Linked DNA regions of Homo sapiens: region 2 is linked to region 1. Evidence: chromatin contacts called from ENCODE Hi-C or POLR2A ChIA-PET data. All regions are on one chromosome and are shown on one strand. Each heading gives the region's core, a stretch centred on a gene start or an enhancer-like site at or near the end of the contact. The rest is flanking DNA. Distances are from core to core; before and after follow the strand shown.

The links. A loop is a pair of places that touch in the nucleus more often than their neighbours do. ChIA-PET counts read pairs that join two places held with the same protein, here RNA polymerase II (POLR2A). Pooled maps may share reads with other maps.
Region 2: a map of gastrocnemius medialis shows a loop between it and region 1 (6-fold over the local background). The contact joins two enhancer-like sites. A Hi-C loop is called at or near these places in 46 of 168 maps with a recorded cell type or tissue (B cell, CD14-positive monocyte, HepG2 and 25 more), 12 of 37 single-sample maps with no recorded cell type and 29 of 50 pooled maps. POLR2A ChIA-PET finds 5 or more read pairs at or near these places in 7 of 52 experiments (AG04450, B cell, Panc1 and 4 more).

The regions. Positions count from the first base shown.
Region 1 is chr17:59,385,410-59,390,772 of GRCh38, reverse strand. It overlaps YPEL2 (yippee like 2), which reads right to left. Exons shown (of 5, transcript NM_001005404.4): 3 at 2,403-2,446; 4 at 1,305-1,413. Among named protein-coding and RNA genes, the nearest start is that of MIR4729, 22 kb to the right of the region's middle. Within about 2 kb of position 3,220, at least 7 of the 41 ENCODE cell types and tissues checked have a DNase peak (open chromatin) inside an H3K27ac peak, as active enhancers do; they include ascending aorta, dorsolateral prefrontal cortex, gastrocnemius medialis and 2 more, where a contact is called at or near this core.
Region 2 is chr17:59,423,517-59,428,879 of GRCh38, reverse strand. No RefSeq gene overlaps it. Among named protein-coding and RNA genes, the nearest start is that of MIR4729, 60 kb to the right of the region's middle. RefSeq lists a silencer at 1,037-1,166. Within about 2 kb of position 3,163, at least 19 of the 41 ENCODE cell types and tissues checked have a DNase peak (open chromatin) inside an H3K27ac peak, as active enhancers do; they include ascending aorta, dorsolateral prefrontal cortex, gastrocnemius medialis and 2 more, where a contact is called at or near this core.

The DNA of each region.
Region 1 (5,363 bases), core at 1,971-4,470:
AGTGTCTATGGTTATGTGGTGACCCCAGCGCATGTTAGGACAATTAGTCCCCAGCGTTCAAGCAGCAGATCCCAGCCCTTCCCTCCTCTCACTCTGGCAAAGGACTGCTCACTTTCCCCAGGCCCCAAAGGGACCTTAACATTTTTTGCTGAGTTAAACAATGAAAGAATAATTGTCCATTTGGGAGAGGTCCAGCCATGATCACATCTGACAGTGGATGTTAATTAAGGCAGTTTTTGATAATGCCTTGCTCAGGGCCTGGGACCTAGGTGTTTTAGGAACATTTATTGGAGTATCAAAGTACAGTGGCTTCAGAACATGGGTTCTGGACCAGGCAACAGTGTGGCTCACGCCTATAATCCCAGCACTTTGGGAGGCCAAGTTGGGAAGACTGCTTGAGCTCAGGAGTTTGAGGCCAGCCTGAGCAACACAGTGAGACCCTGTCTCTATTTATTAAGAAATAAATTTGTTGGCCAGGCATGGTGGCTCACACCTGTAATCCCAGCACTTTGGGAGCCTGACGGGGGTGGATCACCTGAGGTCAGGAGTTCGAGACCAGCCCGGCCAACATGGTGAAATCCTGTCTCTACTAAAAATACAAAAAATAAGCCAGGCATGGTGACGCGTGCCTGTAATCCCAGCTACTTGGGAGGCTGAGGCATGAGAATCGCTTGAATCTGGGAGACAGAGGTTGTGGTGAGCTGAGATTGCGCCACTGTACTCCAGCCTGGGCGACAGACCAAAACTCTGTCTCAAAATAAAATAAAATAAAATAAATTTGCCTAATATTTAAAAAACAGCATGGGCTCTGTGTCAGAATACTACTACATGGTCACGTCCTTTGAGAATGAAAAATTTAGAAATAAAAAATAAATAACAGAATATTACATGGATTCCTATCCTGGTGTGGCTATTTAATGGCTAGATTGCCTTGGACATACTATTAACCTCCTTAAGTCTCAGTATCCCTATCCATAAAATAGAGGTGAAGATAGCATCTAACCTCTAAGGCTGCTGATGCATGCCTGGCATCTAGTGAGCTGTCGAGTAAGGTTATATGCCATTACTATTATTATTTATTAAATCTAAAGGGGTGTGTGTCTCAGGGGGTAGGTGTGAAGGAATGAATAGGAGGAGGGAAATATATCAGCAGAAAGGAAAGAATGAGTGTGGTAGACAGGTGACTATTCTGGTCTAAGACAATCCCACAAGGCCATGGAAAGCGAGTAGAAGAAAGTGTTCTGGCATAAGGCTCTTGGCAATTCCCTTCCAGCCCTCTACCAACCAAACTCCTTTATACTTACGTATTTCCAGCCCAGAGTGGTTTTGCAGTTTTCACAGTAAATGTCTGCGACTGCATGCAGTCCTGTTAGCAACACTCGCTCTTCTGCAGGCCCACAGCCCACATTAACTCTATGTCGAGGCACAAGAAGAGAGAGTGGGTAGTTAGTGACACGCACATCAGGCATTCAAGCTGAGCTTCCAGCAAAAATTAACTGGGAAAGGCTGTCCCAAGGGGAGCCAACCCTGAGCTGAGCAGATCTAAACCAATCCCCAAAAGGTGGCCACAGGGAAATATCTCAGCTGGAAGGAAATTCAGATCTGCAAGTTCTAGTGGAGTGGGTCTACCGAAATAATCTTTATGGTTGAGAGTTTGCTTAAAATTTTAATTTTTCTAACAAATACTTTAAATCTGTGACTTAGGGGGACAAGCTGACAGCCACACTGTGAAGTCCACAGCCATGGGCACAGGTCCTCACAGCTTACTGAGGACTGAATGAAGCTGAAGATGCCACACATGATAGCACAGTGTGGTCCTGATACAGGAATGAGTGATCCCTGGGTGCTGAATAGGCTCTACTCCTTCACAGGGTGCCCAGCTCAAGCCACAGGCCAGATTTTCATTTTTACAGTTTATCAGGCTTATGTAGGCTTCACCTTCCCTTCCCAGGGAAGAGGTGATAAACCTGGTGCCTGGGGATGGCTGAGTGCCCTGGAAACTGTGCATCTGCCCGAAGTGGGCCTTCCTTCCTCCTTAGGTCCCGCAGCAGATCTTGGTGTCTTTTTCACCCATATTCTCTTCCCCAGTGACAAATCTCAGATCTCATTATGAGCCCTTCAGGTTGAGGCTCTCAGAATCTCCTCAGCTTCTTCCCTGTGGGACTACAGTCCTCTGGTGTGCCCTCTGAGGGGAATGTAGTGAATATATTATTTTTAGCCAGAGATGTTGGCAAGAAATGTTCCCCAAAGGTAACTGACTACCAATTGTGGACAGTAATGCTCCACAGAGTTTTACTGTGGCAGACAGGGCAGGGTTCATTGTTTAATTATCACCAAGGATTGCTTTTTCCCATCCCTCGAATCTGTACCCCACAAGGAATGTACCATTCAGAGGCACTCACACTGAGTTAAAGAGGTATGCTCGTCCTTGACTTCCTTGGAATGACTGAAATGCAAGAAAACAAATCGATAGTTAGACATCCATTTCACCTATCTGTTTGGGAAACCAACCCCAATCACAGTTAAGCATGACCTTCCAGGACTGACACAGCAAAAGGGAGTACTGAGCCAGTTAACGGTCCCGCTGGCAGATGGTGTGGGGGCGGAGAAGAGGGCGGAATTAACAGAGCCACAAAGCTCGATCTGGCCCACCGGACTGTTTTCACTAGCCCAGGTGAGAAAATGAAAAAAACCCAAAACCACTATGTCATTAAAAACTTCTTCCCTCCTGACATTGCCTGATGTAATTAATTCACCTGAGATCATTAATCCGCATTGGCGTTTCCTGGTCCCACCTGATTTCAGCCATCTGTGCTGGCCACAGCTTTCCCAGGCTGGCCCAGGCATGGAAACCACCACAAGCTCCTTCGCTTGGCCTCTTGGTCCAGCTCTACCAAAGGCAGCAAAAAAATCCCTGACCCAAGAAAAAACTATCCAACCCACACTTATCGCTTGTCATGCCTTCTAGAAGATCCTAAGTGCCATGACAGTTTACAATCCTAAATGGGAGCACAGGAGCTCTTTTGAGATGTAAGCAACTTGATCTCTGCATCACAGAAATGCTCATGAAGCAGCAATTCCACTTTAACCTCTAGCTTACATATTAGTTTCTTTCTTTTGGCTGGAGGGCGGCAGGGAACAGGAGAAACAGGAGCCAGAGCCTGCCATGCAATCTGGCGTCTGCTTCCATTAACACGGGCCCTGTCCATGTTTTCCTTCTCTGGTTACACTGAGAAGTCGGCCTGACATGAGCCAGCCATGTTCTGCACTGCCGCCTGCATTTTTAATGTGGTCTAACAACAGTGTCCTGAATTTAGTATCTTAGTCTGCTCTGAAAACCAACCAACAAACAAGGAGATGAGTGGCTAACAGATGACCAGAGGGTAGGTGAGCACCAGATAGGACTCAGATCAGCACGCGAGACAATCATTTTTGTCAGATGTGCAGGACGTCAGGGATCAGTGCTGCCAGCCAGTGTGAAAGACAAAATTCTTTTTTTTTTTTTTTTTTTTTTTAGATGGAGTCTTGCTCTGTCATCCAGACCAGAGTGCAGTTGCGCGATCTTGGCTCACTGCACCTCCATCTCCTGAGTTCAAGCGAGTGTCCTGCCTCCGCCTCCTGAGTAGCTGGGACCACAGGTGTGCACCACAACACCCGGCTAATTTTTGTATTTTTAGTAGAGACAGGGTTTCACCATGTTGGCCAGACTGGTCTTCAACTCCTGACCTTGGTGATCCACCCGCCTCGGCCTCCCAAAGTACTGGGATTACAGGTGTGAGCCACCACACCCAGCCAACAAACTTCTTTACTTGTGGAAAAACTGCCTCTGGGGCAGCTGGATTGTTGGTTGCCTCCAACATTCAAATACACCAGACACCTTCACTCCCAGGTGCATCTGCAAGGGGCAGGCAGATATTCCCCAGCTGGTGCCCAGACCCAAACCAATTCTCTCCTTTTTGGGGTCTTGAAACATCCCTGGGGAATATAGCAGCTTCCAGGCTACAACTGAGCAGCTATGAGTGTCAAAGCCTCAAAACCTGGAACCTGGAAGTCCATGCTGAGTGTTTGGATAAGACAATGTCCCAGCGACACAGGTCTAGACCTGGCCACACTGTTCAATCCTGGAGCACAAACACCACTCCAGGGCTTCATGACCTGGCCATGCCACCTCTCCTGCCTCTTCTCTTGCTACCTCCCCATTATGTCCTTCACTCCAGTCAGGCCAAACCACAGGCAATTCCTGGAAGTTGCATTGCACTAACTTTGCCCATGAAGTTCCCTCTGATGGGGAGGCTCTTCCACCTGACCCAATAAGCCTCAGCTCAGCTCCCCTCTTTCATTAAGCTTTCCCTAAACTCCCCAGAAAAAGGCACCCAATGATACTCATGTTCTAGACTCTTCATGTTCCCTGCATTTCCTTTTTCTTTCTTTCCTTTTTTTTTTCCCCCAAGAGAGTCCCACTCTGTCACCCAGGCTGGAGTGCAGTGGTGTGACCATGACTCACTGTAGCCTCCACCTTCTGGGCTCAAGCGATCCTCCTGCCTGAGCCTCCAGAGTAACTGGGACCACAGGTGCATACCACCATAACCAGCTATTTAAAAAAAAAAAAATTTATAGAGACAGGGTCTTGCCATGTTGCCCAGGCTGGTCTTGAACTCCTAGGCTTAAACAATCCGCCTGCCTCAGCTTTCCAAAGTGCTGGGATTACAGGCATGAGCCACCGCACCCGGCCTGTTTTCCTTTGCCTTAGCACTAGCATCCTGGATTGAAATCATCTGTTTATTTATCTCACTCCCTCAGTAGACTGTGAGCTCCCTGAAGGTGTGCGCCATGTCTTCAATCTCTCTCTGAATGCCAAACACATAAGAATGTGCATCTGGCACACAGTAGTCATTTATTAAATATTCTGAGTCAACTAAATTGTCTCTAGTTTTTTTTGTTTTCTATAAACAACTTTTTTGAACTATAAGTGACATAATAAACGGTGTATATTTGAAGTGTACTATTGGATGAGTTTTGATATCTGTATATACCTGTGAAAACATCACCACAATAAAGATTAAACTACCCATGACACCCAAACATCTCCTCATATCCCTCTGAATCCTCCCCTCCTCATCCTCTTACCACTTATAGATCCATAGGCGATTACAGCTTTCTGTCACTATAATTTGTATTTTCTGGAATCTTTTTTTGAGACAAGGTCTCGCTCTGTCACCCAGGCTGGAGTGTAAAGGCACGATCATGGCTCACTGCAGCCTTGATCTCCTGGGCTCAAGTGATCCTTCTGCCTCAACCTCCTGAGTAGCTGGGACTACAGGGGCGCACCACCATGCCTGGCTAATTTTGGATTTTTTGTAGAG
Region 2 (5,363 bases), core at 1,914-4,413, 38 kb before region 1:
CTGCCACCATGCCTGGCTAATTTTTTGTATTTTTGGTAGAGATGGGGTTTCACCATGTTGGCTAGGCTGGTCTCAAACTCCTGACCTCAAATGACCAACCAACTTGGCCTCCCAACATGCTGGGATTACAGGCGTGAGCCATTGCGCCCGGCCCAAGACTGTTTCTCTTGATCACTTATGTGTCCCCTGGCACGTGGTAAGGATTCAATAAATAACTTTTGAATGGATGCATTTTAGCTGCAAGGAACACCCATAAACTCTCTTTTACTCAGCTGACAGCTAAGGAATCTGGTGTTATATAAGAAAGTGATGATGTGGATCTATAAGTTGGACCTTACCCCAACACTGGGATTTTTCTAATCACAGGAAATCTTCCAGTAAATATGTTGGGGTCTTTGAGGAGGCCCCAAAATAGCAGTCTGCTCCCTTCTCTGTGAATTTTGAATTGAATCAGAAGATAGCAGCAAGCTAGATGAGGACCAAAAATAACCTTTTCTACTGATAAAGCTGATATTAGAGAACGTGGCTTATATCATCAGACAATCGAGCTTCCCGATACTCAACTTCAGAGTTAGGCAGACTTGGCGGCTCGATGACAGGCAGCTGAGCTGGAATGGGCCTACTCTTCCCACCCCACGGGAGCGAAGCTTGCTCCCAAGAAGAAAAGAGAGGATGATATAAGGCACAGTTCCTCCTTCCAAACTCACCAGTCATATTAAACCACTCCTCCTTCTCAGGGAAGAGGGGGCGGGTGGAGAGAAGCAAGGAGTGTTTGGACTCCTTTCAGAAGAAAGAAAACATCAGGAGTGGAAAGACCCAGTCTCCCTCACACACACACGTGTGATTTGGTCAGGTCATTGATTCTACTTTGTTTTCAATCAAAATGGGTGATATTTCCAAGTGGTGGGATACGTTTGCTGTCTAAAATATAGAATAGCTCACATAGAATAGCTCCATAGAATAACTCACACATCACAATATCAAGCTCCCCAAGGAGTTAGAGATCTTCATTTAAAATTATGCAAAATTCAAAAGAAGAAACAAGAATTCACGACGAAATTACACAATCAGGGGCACTAGGTGGCAATAAGCCTTTTGCTCTCTCACCATGCCCATCAAAGGCATTTCAAGAGCACTGAAAGCTCACACTCTTCCCACGCCGACTGTCAGTTTCTTTCTGGATGATCTCAGAGCCACACAGAGCATTCTTAGTCACTGGGAGAACAGAACCAAAGCTTAACTCCTTGGTGGCACCAGGGGAAATGGCACTTCAAGTTGGATTCCAGGAAATCCAGGGAAACACTTGACATAGGAAGTCTGCGACCACATTCCCAGTTTCCCCAGTGTCAAGGCTGGGGCCATGAGCATTGTTCAAAATACTCAGGCCTGCATTGTGTCTGTCTGCCACATGCTTTTGGTTTTACTCACCAGGGCACTTTTTCCTGTTTCTGTTTTTTGGAATTTTTTGGTTTTGCTTTTTAAGGTAAACATGTACCATCTAGGCTTCAAGAAACTTCCTTGAATAAACATCGTTTGTCGATTTGAAGTTTGATACACAAACTACCAGCTGAATTGGACAATCATAACCCCCCAAATGAGCCAAAATACATTTAAAATTCAACATGGATTTTCCTAAAACTGGTATTGGCTGTTTAATGTGACTGAGCCCGGTGAGAAACAGGATGCCCTGAACTCAGCAGAGATCCCCTCTGTTCTTGCTGCCAAGATAAAGTTTTGCTCTAATCTTTTTTTTTTTTTTTTTGATACGGAGTCTTGCTCTGTTGCCCAGGCTGGAGTGCAGTGGCACGATCTCAGCTCACTGCAACATCCGCCTCCCGGGTTCATGCCATTCTCCTGCCTCAGCCTCCCGAGCAGCTGGGACTACAGGCGCCCACCACCACGCCCAGCTAATTTTTTGTATTTTTAGTAGAGACGGGGTTTCTCCATGTTAGCCAGGATGGTCTCGATCTCCTGACCTCGTGATCCACCCGCCTCAGCCTCCCAAAGTCCTGGGATTACAGGCGTGAGCCACCACGCCCAGCCTGCTCTAATCTTAAGTAGCTTGCTGGTGGACTATTTGCTGGAGGTCACTAAGTAGACTTTGCTGGCCAGTCTTGGGAGAGAACCCAGGCTGACAAAGGAAACCTCGAACACAGCAAGATTGAGACAATATGTTCCCATCCTCTCTTCTCAAATGTAAAGCTATTTTCTCATCTATTACCTGCCCCTATTTTTACCATGAGAAGCTCTCCAATGCCACTTTAGCTATCGATAATTGGCAGTGAGTTTTGCAATTAACAGCTGCCCAGAATCAATTCCAAGGATGCGCAACTGAAACCACTTTTAAAAAGGCAGAGTTGGGGATTACTCAGCTGCCTACCTGACCTCCAATCCTTTTTCTTACCCCATACAAACCATTTGCTGGAAGAATCTGAAACTTGAACCACGTACCTAAATGCCCAGTTCTGGGTATGGGGTAGATATTTGAGAAATACTTCGATTGATTGATGTGTGCCCGGGGGAAGGGTACGGGCAGATCCACAAGGAGTTGCTGTGTAATTCATAGTGAGGAGTGGCTCTCCTGCTGACTCAAGACTCCTTTCTTATTTCAGGCCAAAGACTCCAGGGACAGATTTGGGTTAGAAACCTGGCCTCAGGGAAAAGCAAATGAAGCCTGTTCATTCCCCAGAAGAGAAGCAATAGAGAACTGCTCACCGTGATGGGCGCACCTCAGCTTTGCTAATTTATCGTCCTCATGAACCGCACCAGCAAGGGGCCTTCTATGAGGCCGAACTTCCCACTCACCCGAGCCTGTTGGAGACATGACCCAAGGCTTTGGGGGCTTTCTCGCAGCTTCTGCTTAAATGGAGGCAAGGAGGGAGCCAGTCCTTTCACCATGACCTCTAAATGACTCCAGTGCTGAAGGCTGTGGGGCCTTCGATCACTCGAAAACTAGGAGACATATATTTTTAGACACATGCTGTCATCTGGGCAGCCTTAAGTAGATGTTTTCTCTGTCTTTCCTCAGATCTAGTGGGTTTGCAAGAAACCCTCCCAGGGCAGCAGCCTTAGAGGAAGTGCCTGCTAATGCAAGAAGGAGGGCAAGGGGGACAGCAAGCTGGAGCCTGGAGCTGCTCATGCGCTTGGAATCCTCGGCGGGCGCAGGCGGGGATTTACGGACCTGCCTTTTCCCTCATCATTCCGCAGGAAGCTTCTTTAAATGAGCCTCAGCCCAGCAGCTCTCATGGGGCCTGGTGTTTATAGTGGAGACTGAGATAAAAGAACCGTGGAGATGCCAGCCCTGGATATCGACCCCACGGTCCAGGAATCATCAACTGGGCCCGAGGGCAAATTGTGTTCTGTTTTCTCTGTGCGAAATGCCAGAATGCTCCTGCCTCGAAGAGGTTGACTCTGTTGTCAGCTGTGGGAAAAAACAGCCAGAGTTGCTATTTACACCCTGAACTGCAAGCTGGGTAAAAATAGCGCTAGCAGCTTGGTCCAGCTTCAAACCCCACTGCAGAGAGATTATTTTTGGAAGAGAAGATTTTCCTCCCCACCCACAGATCTGAAAATGGTCACCTCCCCGGAAGAAAGGGGGAGAGATGATCCCACGCAAAGGTGAAACCTACCCCCTTCCCACTTTCCCTGCCCAGGACAGCACATCAAGAGACAGACAAGAAATGCCCTCCCCTGACAGCAGGTCAGGCCCAGCACAGCCCTGCAGCTGACCTAGTTCAAGGTACAGTGAGAATTAATTAACTTTGACTAAGTGAGAGGAGGCAGCTTTCTGAACCTGGATGCTGCACCATCCTGTTGCTTGTTATGGCTAAAGGCAGAAAAAATAATTGATCAAAAGAGTACGCAAGACCCCAAAACAATAGCTCAGAGCCTGAGGGTCAGGAAATTACTCTCCAGCCCTCCCACTCCGGATAGGCCGTGATACGGCTGTACAATGATGAACAAATTCCCAAAAGCTTGGTCTGGTCCTGCTTCTGTGTTGAGAACCCCTGGCAGCTGGGGGCTGAAAATTCTTCCCTCAGCTACTTGCTAGAGCTCAGGACCCGGTGTCTGGAGTTCCAGAACCTCCTTCAGGTTCAGGAAGTGATCCACATGACAATCAGTGGAAGAAAAGTCATTCCTTAATAGCATGCCCTTTATTCTGTAAAAAGATATTTTATAGGTACATCTAAGTATGTGGATTATGCTATCTTAGAACTCTAAAAAGATATACACATGTGGATAGTTCTTATCAGGTAAAACTATATTAAGACTATGTGAAAAACAGCAGAGAAAAATACCAGATCCATGGTGTCATGAAATTGTTCTATAATCTGAAAGCACCCAGGCTGCCCAGAGCTGAAACCAAGAGGTGCTTAATAAGTATTTTTAGGGAGGAAGAGAAAACACCTCCCACATCCTACCTCCATCCAAACCTCCTTCTACGGAGATCCAGGAACCAAAATGAATCTTCCAGTTTGAGAAGACATACCTCGGCATCCCCACCCACCTGATAGAAAGGCGAGAGAATGACATAGCGCTCCCCCAACCTCTCAGCACCCCCTACCCAACACACCAGATCTTCACTACCCTGGCCTCAGTGTGAGCTTTGGGGTAGCAACAAAGTCGGGGACACCTGGGTCTAGGTAGAAGTGGCACAGATGGGCATGTGCCAGGGGCACAAGGGCAGCTCATGCCTGGCTTCTCCTCCGGCGGCAGACAGACTGAGGTTTTAGTCTCGTCATTGTCACCTGCTAGCTGTATGACCAACTCACTTCACCTTTTTGAAATCTGTTTTCCTCGCTAAGAGGGCTGATACCACCCACCTGCTGGGGTTGGTGAGAACGAGCTGAAGCAGCACGTGTGAAGGCTGTTTGGTGGCTGCTGCAGAGTGAGGGCTATTGTGCATCCAGGGGCAGTCCTGTTTCTCCGGGGCATATCCTGGGCCAGATTCGGGGATCTGTCTTACTTCCAGCTACCTGACGATGGGGAGTCTACCAGACGGCTAAAGTCTGAACTCTCTGAGAAATGCATGGCATTGACAGAAATTGCTAAAAATGTCCTTTCTCCACAGTGTGAGGCCCTCCTGCACCCTGCCCTTCATTTACCGTGGCCCTTCACCTGAAATGAAAATGGTCACCTCCAAGGAGCCAGAAACAGAATCTCCCTAATTGGGTGTCTCTGCCAATGGGGGTTGTCCGGCCAGCTAAGGGCTGGCTCAGCACAGGCTTCTCAGCTGAGGGAGGTCACGGAAATGGAGTCCCAGTGCCCCTTTCCAAGTCTCATCTACTCATGACATCGGGAGGGAAGAGTTGCTGCTCTGCTGAGTCATAGCTATTTAAGCTATCAGTACTCCGGGCTCGGAG